Regions from separate parts of the Homo sapiens genome. Here region 1 is linked to region 2. A link is a loop called in an ENCODE intact Hi-C map of the cell type or tissue named here. Cell type or tissue: B cell. All regions are shown on one strand.

Region 1 (8,000 bases), 67 kb after region 2:
ATCTACTTTCTACTTGTATGCCTCCAGTGACAGGGAGCTCACTACCTAACAGAGCAAGTTATTTCAACACCACTCGGCTATACTCCTTTCAGGAGACAATCCTTCACCTGGCTGACTGCAGTTACCATATGCCTTCACTTCCTCATGTAAAGCAACCCAATTCCTCCTTCAAACACATCTCACCTGATGTGGTTTCCAGACACACCCACACCCCACTTCAGGTTGATTTAACCTCCAAAGTACAATGACCAAGAGGAACAAAACCTCCTTCCTACAGGCTAGGTGCGGTGGCTCACATGTGTAATCCTAGCACTTTGGGAGGCCAAGGAGGGAGAATCCCTTGAGGCCAGGAGTTGGAGACCAGCCGGGACAACATGGCAAAACCCCACCTCTACTAAAAATACAAAAATTAGCTGGGCATGTTGGCGCACGTCTGTAATCCCAGCTACTTGGGAGGCTGAGACTTGGGAGGCTGAGACTTGGGAGGCTGACATGAGAACTGCTTGAACCTGGGAGGTGAAGGTTGCAGTGAGCCAAGATCACGCCACTGCACCCTAGCCTGGGTGACAGAGCAAGACTGTCTCAAAAAAAAAAGAAAAAAAGCACAACTCCTATGTGTGGCCTGACCCCCTCCCTCTACACAGCAGGACTATCACCTCTCTCATCCTAGGTAGAATGCTTCCATTAATGCAACCTAAGAGATAATTCCCTGACCCCTAGGTCATCAGCCACATCTACTAGTGACTGAGCCAGGAACCAGCCAAAAGCCCTTAGTCCATCTCCAGTGAACTGGAGGCAAGGAGATCTGAACTCACTCAGCCCTCATGACCACCCTGGGGAAATCTTAATCCTATTTTACAGATGGGAATAGAGGCACGAAGAAGTGAAGTCACAGCCTCTAAGTGGTCGATCCAGAATTCCACCTGAGGCCATGCACAGCCCTTCCCCAGACCCTGCCTCAGGGCAAACCCACCCCCATTACCCAACACACAATCTCCACAGGAAGTCCTGCACAGGGATTCGAGTCTCCCCTGAGAGGGCCCAAGGCCTTCTCCAAGGGAGAGAGAATTCCAGCCCGTAGGTGGTAGATACAGGTGGGATGTGAGGGGAAAACTGCACGGCTTTTCCCTCCAGCCCACGGCTGGCTCCCCTCGGGGACTGCCAATGGCCTGTCAAACCCACCAGGCCCAGAGCAACCCTCAGGGGGCCTAAAACCCTGGCTCAGGCCGCAGGAGACTCGAGGAGCCCAGAGAGTGCCCCTGGAAACCTACCGGAAGGGATGAAAAATGTGTAGCCCTGCTTCAGCTCAATTCTTTGGCATCGTTCCACACGGTCTCCCAGAAAGATGTCACTCTGTTTGCCTGACAGCACCCACTCCTCGTACAGCGCCAAATTGTGCAGCGTTGGAGGAATCAGCCAAAAAATCTTGGGAGAAAACACAGGCAGTCAGCTGGAGACCCAGGCCCAGACAAGACCCAGAGAGAGGGCCCCACCTGCCTGGCGGAAGGGGAGGGGGCGAGACAAGCTGTGTGTGGGGTGGGGGGTGTGGAGAGATGGCAGATCCATCCCTCTGGACTCTCTGCAAGGCCAGGTCCCTAGAGCCTCTGGGGAGGCAGGAAGGGCTGTGCCCACCTTCAGGGAACCTCCATTCCTGCTGAAATCCCAGGATGGGAGTACTTCCTGGACTGGGTGGGACATGCTTTCTCCCGAACCACAGGCTTGTCTAGGAGGTGGGGGAAGGAGAGGAAGGGAATTTCCTAAGTTGTAAGATAAAATAGCCCAGTAAATAAACCCAGCTTGTGCATACTTTGGAGGAGGAGGAAAAACATCTGGAATCAAGTGGGTTGACTTCCTCCCAGAATTTCTTCCAACACGTTCAGTTAAAACAAACGCACATGCAGACCCAGCCAAGCAGGGTGGCACAGGCTTATTTTCAAGAAGCACCCACCTCCATCAGGGACACCCACATCCCCACGTGGACACGCAACAAAAGCAGACACAGGGAGCACCCTTAGCATTCTGTCCCCAGTGCAAAATGTTCCTAGAGGCAGGTGGTGCTGGCAACTAGACTTTAAAGTAAAAAGGTCCCAGGGCAGGAGCTGAGATGACAGCCAGAGAAGATGAATGCTGGACGTTCTCGAGCCAAACCCAAGCTTCAAATCTGGCCCAAGGAGCTTTGAACACCAGACTGGGTGAGTGGAGCAGGCCTGCATGGGTGACTAGATGCGATGTAAAAGGGCTGAACTTGACCTTGCCCTCCAGAAGGAGGAGGTGGTTCTAGGGAAAGAAGCGACCCTGGGCCAGGAGCCATGGCCCACGCCTACAATCCCAGCACTTTGGAAGACCAAGACGAGAGGATCACGTGAGCCCAGGACTTTGAGAACAAGTCCCAGCTACTCGAGAGCTGAGGTGGGAAGATCGCTTGAGCCCAGGAGGTGGAGGCTACAGCGAGCTGTGATTTCGCCACTGCACTCCACCCTGGGTGACAGAGCAAGACCCTATCTCTTAAAAAATAATAATTTTTTAAAAAAAAAGCCGGGCACAGTGGCTCACGCCTCTAATCCCAGCACTTTGGGAGGCCAAGGCGGGCGGATCACGAGGTCAGGAGATCGAGACCATCCTGGCTAACACGGTGAAACCCCGTCTCTACTAAAAATACAAAAAATTAGCAGGGCGTGGTAGCAGGCACTTGTAGTCCCAGCTACTCAGGAGGCTGAGGCAGGAGAATGGCATGAACCCAGGAGGCAGAGCTTGCAGTGAGCCGAGATTGCACCACTGCACTCCAGCCTGGGCGACAGAGCGAGACTCCATCTCAAAAAAAAAAAAAAAGAGTAATCCTTAAAGTACTCCTGGGGCAGGGCTGGTTGGAGGAGGGAGGTGGGAGGAGAGGGAAAGGTAAGTGAGCCCCTCCCCACACAAACAGCTAGAGATGCATAGAAAGTTAAAGGCAACTGAAACTCACCTTCCCACCCCGGAAAACATGGTACCAAACGGAAGTGCCTCCAAAGTCGATGTGGAAGTCGGTGAAACAACCTTTCACGCTCATCAGACAGTACCTGCAACACAGAGGCAGGGAGACAGAACACAAGTCAAGATCTAAATCACAAGACGTAAGCAAAGGACTTCAGAGGTCCTGAACTGGTGCCCTTTTATAAACGCTGACGCTGGGGAATTTTCTTTTTTTCTTCTTTAAAAATCCAAATGTAATCGGAGTTCCCCACGGGGGAAGCCCCTGTGATCAGGTGACAAATCTCAAGCACTGGTCGCCTACCTACCCCAGAGGCTGGGAGTGATACACTTGTTTTCAGGTTCTTGCGAGAAGTGGCAACCCACAGACCACTTTACAGGTTCCTAACGGGGTGGGTTTCTACCTTTGCCCCACCTCTGCCCTCCCCCAGTTAGAGGCTTCCTCTCTGCTCCTTCACAGCTTGGATACCTGCAGTTCTCCCAAGCTGCCAGCCCCCTTTGTAGCAGCTGGGCCCCCTGGAATTCAGTTGTAAACCACCTGCACAGCTTGCCAATTACCAGTCCCCATTCATCTCCTCATTCATTCAACCAGAGGTCCAGCCCCGAGCCAGCTTTGGCCTTGAGAGAAATGCATAAGAATGCAGAAGACCCCTGCCCCTAACTGTGCGACACTCCTAAAGAAGCAATGCACAGGAAAAGTTAAATGACCAAAAAAAAAAAAACCCACACACACAAAAAACAAAAAAACAAAACTGCAATTGATTGCCAAGTAAGCAATGCAGCTAGAAAAGTAAGGGGGGGTTCCAGCCCCAAAAGACCAAGCGGTGTCTGGTCCCACGTATACAAAATGTGCAGAGTAGACAAATCTATAGAGACAGAAAGCAGATTAGTGGGTGTCAGGGGCTGGGGGGCAGGACAATGGGGAATGACTGCTAATGGGTACAGGGTTTCATTCTGGGGTGATGAAAATGTTCTAAAATTAACTGTGGTTGCAAAACTCTGTGAACATACTAAAACCCGTTGAATTGTACACTTTTACATGGGTGAACGGTCTGTGAATTATGTCTCAGTAAGGCTGTTATAAACAAGTAAAGAATTTAAGAGAAATTAAATTGGGGGTGGTGGCCATGCACAGAGGAAGAGAAGGAGGAGGAAGAACTTGGACCTTGGAGGCTGGGGCCGGGGAGTGAATCCAGGGGAAGCAGGAACTGGCCAGCAGCCATCCCCTTCTCAGTGCTATGGAGGGCTGGAGAGCCCACCCTTCCTTGCAGAAACACCCAGGGCTCCCCTCCTCCCTCAACTGCTGCCCTCTTAGGAGTGGGGCAGAGCTGAAGGAGGAGGGGGCACAGAGAAGGCTTCCAAGTCCAGGCCTGGCACATGACGGTGCCAGGGACCCCTCCCTGCCACTTGCCCCTTCCCACTAGAGCCCCAGGTGGCACGGATGGGCAGCCTCCCCACCGCTCACGCCCATGCACCTTGGCACCTCCGGAGCCCGCAACACATGCTTACCCCACTGACCTCTTTTCCCCGCTGCACTTTGCCTTTCCATGGTTTGGGGAAGAGGGAAGGAATGGGGCGGGGACGGACAGGGAGGAGCCAGCAGCGCGCCGGCACGAGTGGAGATAATGCGGGGAGTGGGGCTGAGCTGGTTAGAAGGCGGAGGGCTCCTGGTGCCCCCTCCCTCTGGCTGCCTTTTGCACCTCGCTTTCAGGTGGACCGGGGGCTCAGCAGTATGCAGGCGGCGTGCCCGCGTCCCTCCTCCCCATAGGCTGGAAGGAGCCTTAACCATGTGTCTGCAGGAGGCTGACAAATCAGAAGGCCTTCCAGTACATCAGAGCCCCGCTGCCTAGCAACCCCATCGGAGGGGTGTAGTTGACAGCACAGGACGCAGGCTGTCACGAAGACAGGCGCGGGCTGCGGAGCTGGCAATGGGGTGGTCAAAGTCCCGACTCTGGGCTCCACACCGTCCTCACCTGTAGGCCGGCTGGGCCCAGCGGGGTCCCCGCCTGAAGGCCTGGGTGATCCTCTTCTCTCTAAGGAAAGGGGGGGTCCTGAAGCCCTCACCCACCCCACCCCCACGGACCACACTGGCCTCTTCTCTCTAAGCACCACTTCAAAATATTAGTCTTCATTTCCCTAAAACCATCTCTTCGTCTTGGTTTTTTTTTTTTTTTCTTTTTTTAATCTAACCTTGGTTTCCACCCCCTCCAGGCCTCAGCTGAACACAGTCTAGGGAAAACAATCTAAGTATGTGCGGGGCGGAGCCCAGAGAACGTGCTTCTCTTGTCGACAGCTGGAAGCCCGCGGGTACCCACAGCAGAGAGGAGAGGACAGGAGCTCGCCTCTTGGGCTGCGGGCCCCAGGGCTGCCTGGCTAACCAGGTCACCCCCATCCTGCCATCCTCCAGCTCCCCGCAACCCCGACCTCCCCAGCACGTGCAGAAAAGAATCGCTGCAAGCTGGCTGCAGTGTGCAGGGAAAGTTCTCCAAGTTGAGTCTGTGTCTGATCTGCCCTCTGGGTCACCCTCCAGCATCCAGAGGCCCCTCGGGGGGCTGGGGCCGCCTCTTCCAGACCTGCCTCTCCCGGAGAGGCCCCTCCTCCCGGTGTCCCTCATTTCCTGGCCGCCAAGCCTGGCCGCCCCTCCCACCCCGCGATCGCAGGCATTAGGGGAGCCAGGGTGGCTGGGACAGCGCGGCTTTGTCCGGCCCCTGCAGCGACAGGCCACCCCCGCTCCCGCCCCGCGCTGGCTCCGGGGCTCCCCCCTGGCTGGTTTGCTCGCTCGCTCTGGCGTGACGCCTTTGCACTGACCTCTGCAGCTTCCTCTTCCCAAGCACACCGCAGTCACATGGGCACCCCGGCTCGGTGCCACGGCCGCTAAGCTCTCCCCACGGCCAGCCGGCTAGCCCGGCTTCCGCCTGGGCCTCGGCCGCCCCCGGCCGCCCCCAGCTCAGGTGGCTTCTGTGCAGCAAGGCACCCTCCAAGTTGGCGGCAGATCATCGGGAGCCCCCGAACCGAGCCCTTGGGGGTTCCCGCCTGCCACGGCCGGGCCAGCCGGGGAGGAGGGCGGCAGGAGGGTTGCTGCACCTGCAGCACCAACTTTGGGGCGCTGCCTGGGGGCTGCGGAGGCGGGGCGGCCCCGCCCCACCTTTTTCCCTCCAACTTGGCGTAACTCCCCCGGTGGCTCGGGAGGCGTCCCCGTGGGGAAAGGGCCGGGAGGGGCGCCGGAACGCTGACACCCGAGGGGCGCGGGAGGTGCCAAGAGCGCGCCGCACACTCGCACCCGACCCCGGGAGACACAAAGAGCGGCTCCGCGACGCCGGCCCTGTAGCCCGCGGGCGGGAGGCCACCCACACCCGCCCCGCGCAGCGCCACAAAGGAGGGGGCGCCCGGGCAGCGCGGCCCGCGGTTACCCTCGGCGGCGGCGGCGGCGGCTCCCGTGCGTCCCCTTCGGCTCCCGGGCGTCCCCTTCGGCTGCGGAGGCTCGACGCGCGCCCGGCCCCACTCCCGGCGGCAACGCGAGCCGAGCCCCCTCCACGGCGCTGCCAGGCCCCGGCCGAGGACGCGGGGCCCCCGCTCGCTGCCTTCCTTCCGCGGGGAGCCGGGCGCTGCCTGCGCTCATGCCCGCGCTGAAACTGAACACCCGCGGCGCGGGGCCGCCAGGGAGGCGGAGGGAGGCCGCGGGGCGACCGGGAAGCAACGCGGGCCGGCGCCAGGAGACGCCCCTCGCCCGGCCGGTGGGGGTGCAGGGCTGGCTCTCCCCACCCCCCTGAGCCCCGTGTTCCATAGCAGGTGACGGCCAGCAAAGCCACCTTCCTAAGATGTGCCCCTCCAGATACAGCCATAGAAAGGACCCGAGCTAGGGGCCGCGGGGAGAGTGGGATCCGGAGTATGGTAGCGCTGAGAAGGGGGAAGCCGCTCTGACCCCAAGGCCCACGCGCTGTGTGACCTTAAACAACTCACTTCCCCTCTCTGAACAGCATCCTCACTGCTCGGCACTGAAGTTCAATTCTGCATTCTAAGATGTTCTTTTACCACCCCTTCCCCTGCCTGGTGGCTTAGTGACTGTGTACCCTACATCATAGCATGGTTGAGAGACTCCTTTGAGATAAATACATATTCACCGCATCATCCAAACTGTGGTACCTGGATTACTTAATCCAAACTTCACAACAACCCTAAAAAGTCATTCCCAGGATTCTTCCTGTTTTCAGATAAGCACAGGGAGGCTTGTGACTCAAGCCTCGAGTTCGGGTCCAGCCTCCAGTTCGGGTCACCAGCCTATCAGAGGCAGTGCTCACCCAGGCAGCCTGTCTCCCAGTCCCTCAGCTTTGCCCCCATTGGTCTACCTGACACACCTCAACTCCAGGAGGAGTCCAGAGGTTACAGCCAAACCTCACCACTAACCTCCAGCTGCAGGTGGTGATCCCGCTCAAATCAGAAGTCCCACACTCAAGGTCACCAGAGTCCCCGCCCTCCTCCCACCCTGTCCCACACCCTTCTCCCAAACCACAAGGGGGCTGGAAATGGTCCCATAGCCACTGCAGGGGCAGATTCCAGCCTCTCCATTCTTTCTCCAAACCCCAGCCACCAGGACTACTGAGCAATATTAATTAACAGGTTCTAATTACCAGTGCTAATAATAATAATAGCTGTTTACATGCGTGATCTCGTTTCACCCCTAAGACAACCAACATAATGGTGCGCGCCTGTAGTCCCAGCTACCAGGGAGGCTGGGGTGGGAGGACTGCTTCACCTCACGAGGTCAAGGGTGAATCACGACTGCGCCACTGCACTCCAGCCCGGGTGACATAGGAGACCCTCTCCCAAAAAAAAAAAAAAAAAAAAAAAAAAAAAGAAAGAAAAGGATGTGGCATTAAATGAGCTAGGAGAGGAGACAGTCCTGATGGCCGGACCAGGCTATCCACATAAGAGAATTGTATTTTTAGTCACAAATGCCTCAGCTCCTTGAAGGCAGGGACTATATCCGATTCATCTGTGTAACCGTAGCACCCTGCAGCAACCCTATAATTACT
Region 2 (8,000 bases):
TGCAATGAGTTATAATCATATCACTGTACTCCAGCCTGCGTGACAGAGCAGGACCCTGACTCAAAACAAAAAACAAGATGGAACAAGAATTCTTCTAAAAGCCCTCCTTTAGGAGACACCTCTTCAACTTGGAAAGCAAGCTGAAGAATTTTCTGACACATTTTGTACTAGAGAAGCAAATGAAGTCTGTGGGAGAAGTTCCCGCCAAGGGTGCACACCGGCAAAGAGCACACAAGGGGTCTCCCGCCAACATGGCTCGCTCACCGCGGGCCCATCCCCTGTCTCCTGTCCCACAGGCTGTGACACTTGGGGAAACCCAGGCTGCTGAGGGAAGGCATGGGGCAGACAGGCCAGCGCAGCACGACAGGTCTCAGGTGGGGATGAGAAGTACACAGGCTCGGAAGGTGGAGCAGCCAAAACTCTGATGGGGTGGGCGTGAGGGCTACACCAACTACAGAGATGGACGGGGCAGCAGCAGCCTCCCACCAGGGCCTCCCTCCGACGGGTCCTTTCATCCAGCAGGTGGGCAAGTCTACTTGTTCATCCACACTCCAGGACTTGGCAACCTCTCCTCATGAAGGATCTTCTCCTTTGGTGCCAAACCCATTCAGCAGGGTGGGACAGAGGTACAGAGAAACTTCGAGAAGAGCTGGGTCTGGAGCCTGCAAGCTGGAGACTCCAGAGACCCTCGCTGTGCTTTGGAAGATGCAAATGCTTTCGAGGTCCTCAGAGGAAGCCACTCTTCTCAGGCTCAGGCTGAGAAAACTGTTGAGGAAAGCATGCAGGGAGGCAAGGAGAGTGTCCCCCAACTACGGGGTACCTTAGCTGACAAACACCTTCTCTGTTGGGACTACGAGACAAGCCTGCCCCCCACTGCCCTGGCTTAGATGTCGTCTCCCTCAGTGCACTGAGTGGGAAAAAAAAATCATCTTAAAGTTAACAATACAACCTCAAGTCGTTGCTAAGGACTCCACAAGTGCCACAATCGGCTTGACCAATGTGAGAAGGAGGAAGAAAAAATTTGGCTACAGTGAATACAGGTTTGTTTGTTTTTGTTTTTGTTTTTGTTTTTTTGAGACAGAGTCTCACTCTCGTCGCTCAGGCTGGAGTGCAGTGGCACGATCTCGGCTCATTGCAACCGCAACCTCCGCCTCCTGGGTTCAAGCGATTCTCCTGCCTCAGCCTCCTGATTAGCTGGGATTAAAGGCACCGGCCACCACGCCGGGCTCACTTTTGTATTTTTAGTAGAGACAGGGTTTCACCATGTTGGCCAGGCTGGTCTCGAACTCCTGAGCTCAAGTGATCCACCCGCGTTGGCCTCCCAAAGTGCTGGGATTACAGGTGTGAGCCACCGCGCACGGCCTACAGGTCCTCTCTTAACAGAAGTTTCTCTCAGGAGTGGCAGGACCCGAAAACATGTTTTTAAGCCCAGAGACACAATAAGTCTTGCAGTGTCAAAGATTGTATCTACAGGCCATAGGGTATGACCAAATTTAAAAAACAAACAAAAATCAGCTAACAGGAACCCCAATCCTGAAACACCAAAGCTCAGTGGAGACATCAAAGCCCAGCTGACACAGAATACTGACATCCTACGAATGAATGACCAAATGCCCCAGAAATGGCAAACTGTCGCAGGATTAAGTAGACTCCAAACTGAAATGAAAATGTTCAAAGCAGGAATTGAAGTGTGATCTATGGAACAAGACTTTGAGAGCCATTCACACGTAGGGCTACTGACTTAATAAAAGTTCAAGCCAAAAGCACTTGAATCGTCCCTGGGTTAATCCAATCCGAAAGAGCCGTGAGATTCCTAACACCTCAAAACGCACACGTGCCTGAAAATTCTCCAACAAAGCTGAGAAAATAAAAATCAACTGCCTGTTAGGTAAAACCACTTAATACTACGTATAATACGATTTAAGCGCAGCCTATAGAGCACTTCCTCAATTGCACCTAATGATGAAAAAAAAAAAAAGTTACCACATTTTGGCTGGGTCATTCCACAACACCTTTATCCCACCAGGATTATAAATAAGCGTTTTATGCACCCAAGTCCGTCCAATGCCACATGCTAACTCAATCCATCCCATTCTTAATTCCTCGGACAGGTCTACCTGGCCTGCGTCCTGTTCCAAGTATTATTTTGCAGATTATACTTCGTAAAACCTCAACTTTTTTCGCCTTCTTCCTAAACACGAACCTTCCCGGAGTAAATTCACGCCGTAAACACACCCAGGGCTTTGTTTTACACACAGATTTCTCCCCCTGGTCCCGAGAGAGGTTGCTTTTCCTTCTGAATCCACCGAGGCCAACTCCTGCCATCTGGGGTCGCGGCTTCCTCCGCCGCCGCCGCCGCTGCCGCCGTGCGGATTCGCCCGGGTTCCGGGTGGCCCGCGCCGGCCCGCGGCTCGCACCCCTTCCTGTCTCCGTCTGCCCACGGCGGGCGGCGGGCGCGCGGCGCCCAGACAAAAGCTCGGGCCGTCGGGCCCACGGGCCCCGGGAGCGCTCCAGCCCCGAAGCCGAGGGTCCTGGCACAACTTTGCGAACGCAGAGGCAGGAGGTGCCGGCGCCCGCGGGGTCCGGGTGCTCCCGGGGCAGCCGGCACGCGCGTGGGCCGCGGGCGAGGGCGCCGGGGGAGGGCGCGGCGCGCCCCGCGGCCGCCGGCAACTTGCCCCGGGCCGTGGCCGGCGCCCGGCAGGCCCGCCCGACGGCGAGGCCCGGCGGCCCACATTGTCCCCGCGGTGCCCGATGGCCCCCAGTGCGCTCGCTCGGCCGCACACGCCCCCTGCCCGGGCCGGCTGCGGGCCTGCCGCGCTCCTCTACGCCCCGCTCGGGCCCGGCCCCGGCCGCCCCGCCGGCAGCGGCAGCAAAACTTTCTCCTCATCGCGGCGGCGGCGGCGTCGCGGCCGCCCTCGGCGCGTCAGACAGGCGGTCGGGAGGTCGTGCGGCGGGTCCCTCCCTCAGCCCCACCCCGGGCCGCCGACCTGGTCCGGCTCCGATTCATAGTCGTCGTCCTCGGCGCTCACGGACATGGCCATGGCTCATGGTGGGCCCAGGCTCGCGCGCGCTGACATGGCTGGAGCGGCGCCGCCGCCGCCGCCCGCCCGGAGCAGGCTCGGCTCGCCCTGGCTCGGGCTCGGGCTCGGGCTCGGGCTCCCGCTGCCGCGAGGAGGGAGCCGCGCCGCGCGCCTCGCACGCCCGCGCTGGAGGGGGCGGGGAGGGGCCGGCGGGGGAGGGCCGGGGCGCCATGCATATGCATGAGGCGAGCCAGGAAGGGGCTGGCCCCCCGGGCGGGCGGGCCAATGGCGCGGCCGCGGCGCTGGGGCCGCACACAAAGGGAGCCCGGCCTGCGGTGACACGGGGGCGGGCCGCCGAGGGCGGTCCCTCGCGGCCGGAGCGCGGGGACTGGGGCTGCGTGGGGGCGTGCCCCGCGCCCCGCCCGGCCCGGCCTGGCCCGCGCGCCGCGGGATGCACATGGGTGGCTGCACGCCGCCACCGCTGCAACAGGAAATGCGCGCCCGGCCTGGGGTGGGGTCCTTTGTGTGGTCCCGTGGGGCGTCTCGCGGAAGCCCGGGGGCGCCCGGGCCGTGGGGGACGACTCTGCACCCGACGCCAGGAGCGGGTCCCCAGGTCCCTTGCAGCAGGCACACGGGCTGCCGGGTTTGCACTCGCTGCAGGACCAGGACCTGAAGCGCACGAACCCGGGAACCCCCGACCCAGAGCCTGCAGGACCGCTGGCCTGGATAAGCTCTGAGAGCCCAGTCTCCCCCGACGCGGGCGGTTGGGCTGGGCCGGCCTCCTGGCGCTGCACCTCCGGCACTCGGGTTCGCCTTTGCAGGGTCAAGTAGTGCAGGCGGGAGTTCCACTCGAGTCGCCTGACGGGGGCTGTCAGAACGCCCTGACTCTACCCTGAGGTGGGCGCCCCCTCCCTTGGACAGGTACCGCCTTCTGAGTTGACCTCCGAAAGGTGGAGGACGTCGCAGGCCAGAACCCAGCTCTCCTAGGAGACTGGCTGCCCCTTAGGCTGGCTGGGGAGGTGTGGGTTTCTGAATTCTTAAGCTGCAAAGGTTCCTAGTGCTCACTCCAGCTGCAGCCCACTCCTGAAGAAAAGTGTTGCTAGAAATCCAGATAGATCTTCATTCATTCAAAAAAAAAGTCTATCGGGCACTTAAGCCAGCAGCCTCTCTGAAAGAGCTCATGACCATGAGCTAGAACGACCAAAGCTGTTATAAGCATCAAAACCAAAGCTAAACACAAGCTAAGGAGGACTTGGCATACATATCATCCACCTGTCCAAGGTAACACTAAATATGCACACCTGTACCTGTTCAGTTTCTCCATCTATACAAGGGGAAGGATTTACCAAGGGATGGATAACCTTCTGTAAAAAGATCAGAGGCTTTCCCAAGAATAAGCCATGAAATCAGGTGATCAGCTCTGCAATGGCCATCTGTTAGTCACGTCCAGGCCACTGGCCACGAAATCCAGTGAGAACAGAAGGGATGGGCAGGCTGGTCCTGGCCTGGCCTTTCAAAGAAGGCAGGCTGTGTGCCGGAGACCTTGTAAACAAAACTCAGGAGGCTTCTAGCAGAGTCGGCAAAAGTGAATAAGCAGGGATGTCAGTTTTACTGAGTGGATTTTAAAGTCTGAAATTTACACACCCACTATAGAAAAAATCCCAGTCGACTTGCTCTTTGCCGAAACGTATCTGTTCTGAGTTTCCTTCCTTACTCTCCTTTTTTTGAGACAGACTCTCACTCTGTCGCCCAGGCTGGAGTGCAGTGGATCTCGGCTCACTGCAACCTCCACCTCCTGGGTTCAATCGATTCGTGTGCCTCAGCCTCCAGAGTAGCTGGGATTACAGGTGGGCGCTACCACGCCCAGCTAATTTTTGTATTTTTAGTAAAGAGGGGGGTCTCACCATGTTGGCCAGGCTGGTCTGGAGCTCCTAGCCTCAAGTGATCCACCCACCTCAGCCTCCCAAAGTGCTGGGATTACAGGCATGAGCCACCATGCCCGGCCATCACTCCCCTCTTATTTTTCAGAATCTTCTCAAAGTTGCAACAGAAACAACAAGCAAAAGAATACACCCTAACCCCCCCACCCCACCCCACATCACTCCATTCCCAAAGGTCTCAGCTTTTTAAAAGCTACCTTGATGGCTGGGCGCGGTGGCTCACGCCTGTAATCCCAGCACTTTTGGGAGGCTGAGGAGGGTGAATCACCTGAGGTCAAGAATTCAAGACCAGCCTGGCCAACATGGTGAAACCCAGTGTCTACTAAAAATACAAAAATTAGCTCGGTGTGGTGGTGCGCACCTGTAATCCCAGCTACGTGGGGGTGCTGAGGCAGGAGAATCACTTAAACCTGGGAGGCAGAGGTTGCAGTGGGCCAAGATTGTGCCACTGCACTCCAGCCTGGGCGACAGAGCGAGACTCCATCTCAAAAAAAAAAAAAAAGGCTACCTTGTTGTCTGAAGTTTGTATCTGACCTCTTGCTGGCCACTCTACTCAGTAGGAGCCTCTAAAGAAAGAGGAGGGGCTCATAACATGCCAATCATGCTTCCACTTCATTGTGATTGGTCAAGCCTACAGGGGTATAGAGTCACCCAAATAACATAATACATCAAGAGAAATGTCTAGGCCAGGCACGGTGGCTCACACCTGTAATCCCAGCACTTTGGGAGACTGAGGAGGGTGGATTGCTTGAGGTTAGGAGTTCAAGACTAGCCTGGCCAACAGAGTGAAGCCCCGTCTCTACTAAAAATACAAAAATTAACAGGTCATGGTAGCACACACCTGTGATCCCAGCTGCTCAGGAGGCTGAGGCACAAGAATCACTTGAACCCAGCAGGCAGAGGTTGCAGTGGGCGGAGATCGTGCCACTGCCCTCCAGCCTGGGCAACAGAGTGATATTCTGTCTCAAAAAAAAAAAAAAAGGAGAGAGAGAGAGATGTCTGTAAGCAGGAATTCTTCTCAAAGGTTTTTCCCATTACCAATCAGGAGCAAAAGAATTATCTTGAGGTTGATTTCCTTTGAGGACTCTCAAAAGCTCACTTCTGAATTTAAGGAAGTAAAAAAACACAATTCTCAACTATCATGGCTCAAAGAGCGGAAAGGAAAAGTGCGGACAAACAAAAAAGTTGCCGCTAACACAAACTCCCTTCCTCCCTTTATATCATTTCAGAGATAGAAGGGGGTCTCTCCTGACCCCTTCACTTCACAGGTGAGGAAATGAAGGCCCAAAGAAAATTAGGGAGTGGCTTTCAAGACCAGAGTCTCTTATATAATACCATCCAGAGAAAGACCTCCCTCCAAGGGCCCAGGCAATAACAGCAGCTTTAAGCATGTTCAAAGGGCCAGACCAGTGGTAAGTCTGCTGTAGACATGATCTCACTTATTCCTTTAAACAGCCCCATAAGGTGGGTACTTGACAGATGAGGAGACTGAGGCGCATTGCCGCGAGGAAGGGAAAGGACCTGGATCTGACTCTGTAGGCAACTGGAGCCTGGGCTCTCAACTGCACCGCTCCAATGCTTCATGCCAGAGACGAGGAGGATGCCAAATGAGGCTGGTGACAAACTCAGGCTGAAGCAGAAGAAAATTAAGTGTCCCTTACTACATGCTATTAATTCTGTATTCTCAGTTCAAATCCAATTCCAAGGTGGGTAGGTATGGTTTGGATAGCCAGGTTGCTGTCTGATCTGGCAAGGGCCAACTGTGGAACCGGGAGGCCATGGTTAGGACATGATAACGTAGTGGGTTCCCTCCAAACACTAGGAAGGCCACTGTCCTGACACCTCTTACAAATTCCTCTTTTGACACTTGCAAAATGCTTCTTCTCTATTTCCCTAAAGCAAATTTCCTATAGTTAACTGGTGCACACAATTATCCAATATCTGTTTTGTATTAATAGTGTGCTGGACTATATATACAATACAAATTATGCCAGCCCTTGCCCAACAGAATTGCCAACTTAAAATTTAGCATGTACACTGTGCTTTTGGGTGGCCCTCCCTCCCTCCGTCTGACCTCATCTTCTAGCGACCCTAAAAACTGAATCCTCCCCCAATTCCACTGGGCCAAGCCTTAACTTATATTCTTAGAAAGAGGTCCCCAAAGCTGATGCCACCCAGCCAGTTGGATCCAGAACTTTCACCATGTGATGTGGAAATAAACAAAAACAGATGGAAGCCGAGTCCTCCTCCATCACAATTGTCACTCATGTCTCTGCTTTCTCTCTGGGTGTCGTGTACATTTCTGATCTGCCTATCAGAGAGTGAGAACCCAGAAATGACCCCTGGCTGCTAAGAGGTTTTGCCCAGACTCAGCCGTGTCAGGCAATGTGCAAAGGTGAAGGGAGGAGGGAAAACAGGAAGACGATGACACTTGGAGTTAGTCACCAGCCTCTCCATGCCCACTTCTAGGAATGGGCATGGGGAGGGCAGACTGGGCAGCAGCTGTCCCCGTGGACTCTGGTTTACCTAAGCGGAGGGGCTCTCCAGCGTGAAACCCCTTTCCTTGTGCCCATGTCACAAAGGCCACAGCTAAAGCTTGGGAACATCATTTTCCAGAGGCTCAGGGCAGAGAAACAGAATGGATCCTTTTAATGTTGAGACCAATGACGGGCTGGTACCCTCCTGGACCAATGGGCATCATTTGTAAACATGCCCCTAAGAAGGGAACAGAAGTGACCCATGCCTGTAATCCCAGGCTTTGGGCGTGGATCACTTGAGGTCAGGAGTTCGAGACCAACCTGGCCAACATGGTGAGACTCCGTCTCTATTAAAAATACAAAAAATTAGCCGGGCATGGTGACGCGTGCCTATAATCCCAGCTACTCGGGAGGCTGGGGCAGGAGAATCGCTTGAGCCTGGGAGGCAGAGGTTTCAGTGAGCCAAGATCATGCCACTGCACTCCACCCTGGGCAACAGAGCAACACCCTGTCTCAAAAAAAAGTAACAGAGCAGGAGGCCTGCATAGGGTTGCTTCCTACAC

Evidence for each region. A loop is a pair of places that touch in the nucleus more often than their neighbours do. Peaks named below come from ENCODE experiments on the same cell type or tissue, not always from the same donor. Only the 100,000 strongest peaks of a DNase experiment are listed, where the experiment ranks them.
Region 1: it touches region 2 in a loop (13-fold over the local background); 4 of 110 quality-filtered maps call a loop at or near these places.

The regions. Positions count from the first base shown.
Region 1 is chr12:121,531,535-121,539,534 of GRCh38, forward strand. It overlaps KDM2B (lysine demethylase 2B), which reads right to left. Exons shown (of 23, transcript NM_032590.5): 7 at 2,963-3,056; 8 at 1,272-1,425. Among named protein-coding and RNA genes, the nearest start is that of KDM2B-DT, 45 kb to the right of the region's middle. RefSeq lists enhancers at 1,936-2,606, 3,059-3,298, 3,489-3,558, 3,919-4,711, 4,575-4,654 and 1 more and silencers at 5,485-6,534, 6,645-6,794. In B cell, no CTCF peak of the experiment used is centred here; DNase peaks (open chromatin) are centred at 3,187, 4,947, 5,897, 6,907 and 2 weaker places; H3K4me3 peaks cover 4,422 bases; H3K27ac peaks cover 7,354 bases.
Region 2 is chr12:121,464,171-121,472,170 of GRCh38, forward strand. The region is part of intron 12 of KDM2B (lysine demethylase 2B); the gene reads right to left. Among named protein-coding and RNA genes, the nearest start is that of MIR7107, 24 kb to the left of the region's middle. RefSeq lists silencers at 2,497-2,546, 2,827-3,636. In B cell, no CTCF peak of the experiment used is centred here; DNase peaks (open chromatin) are centred at 2,181, 2,261 and 3,481; H3K4me3 peaks cover 2,594 bases; H3K27ac peaks cover 4,842 bases.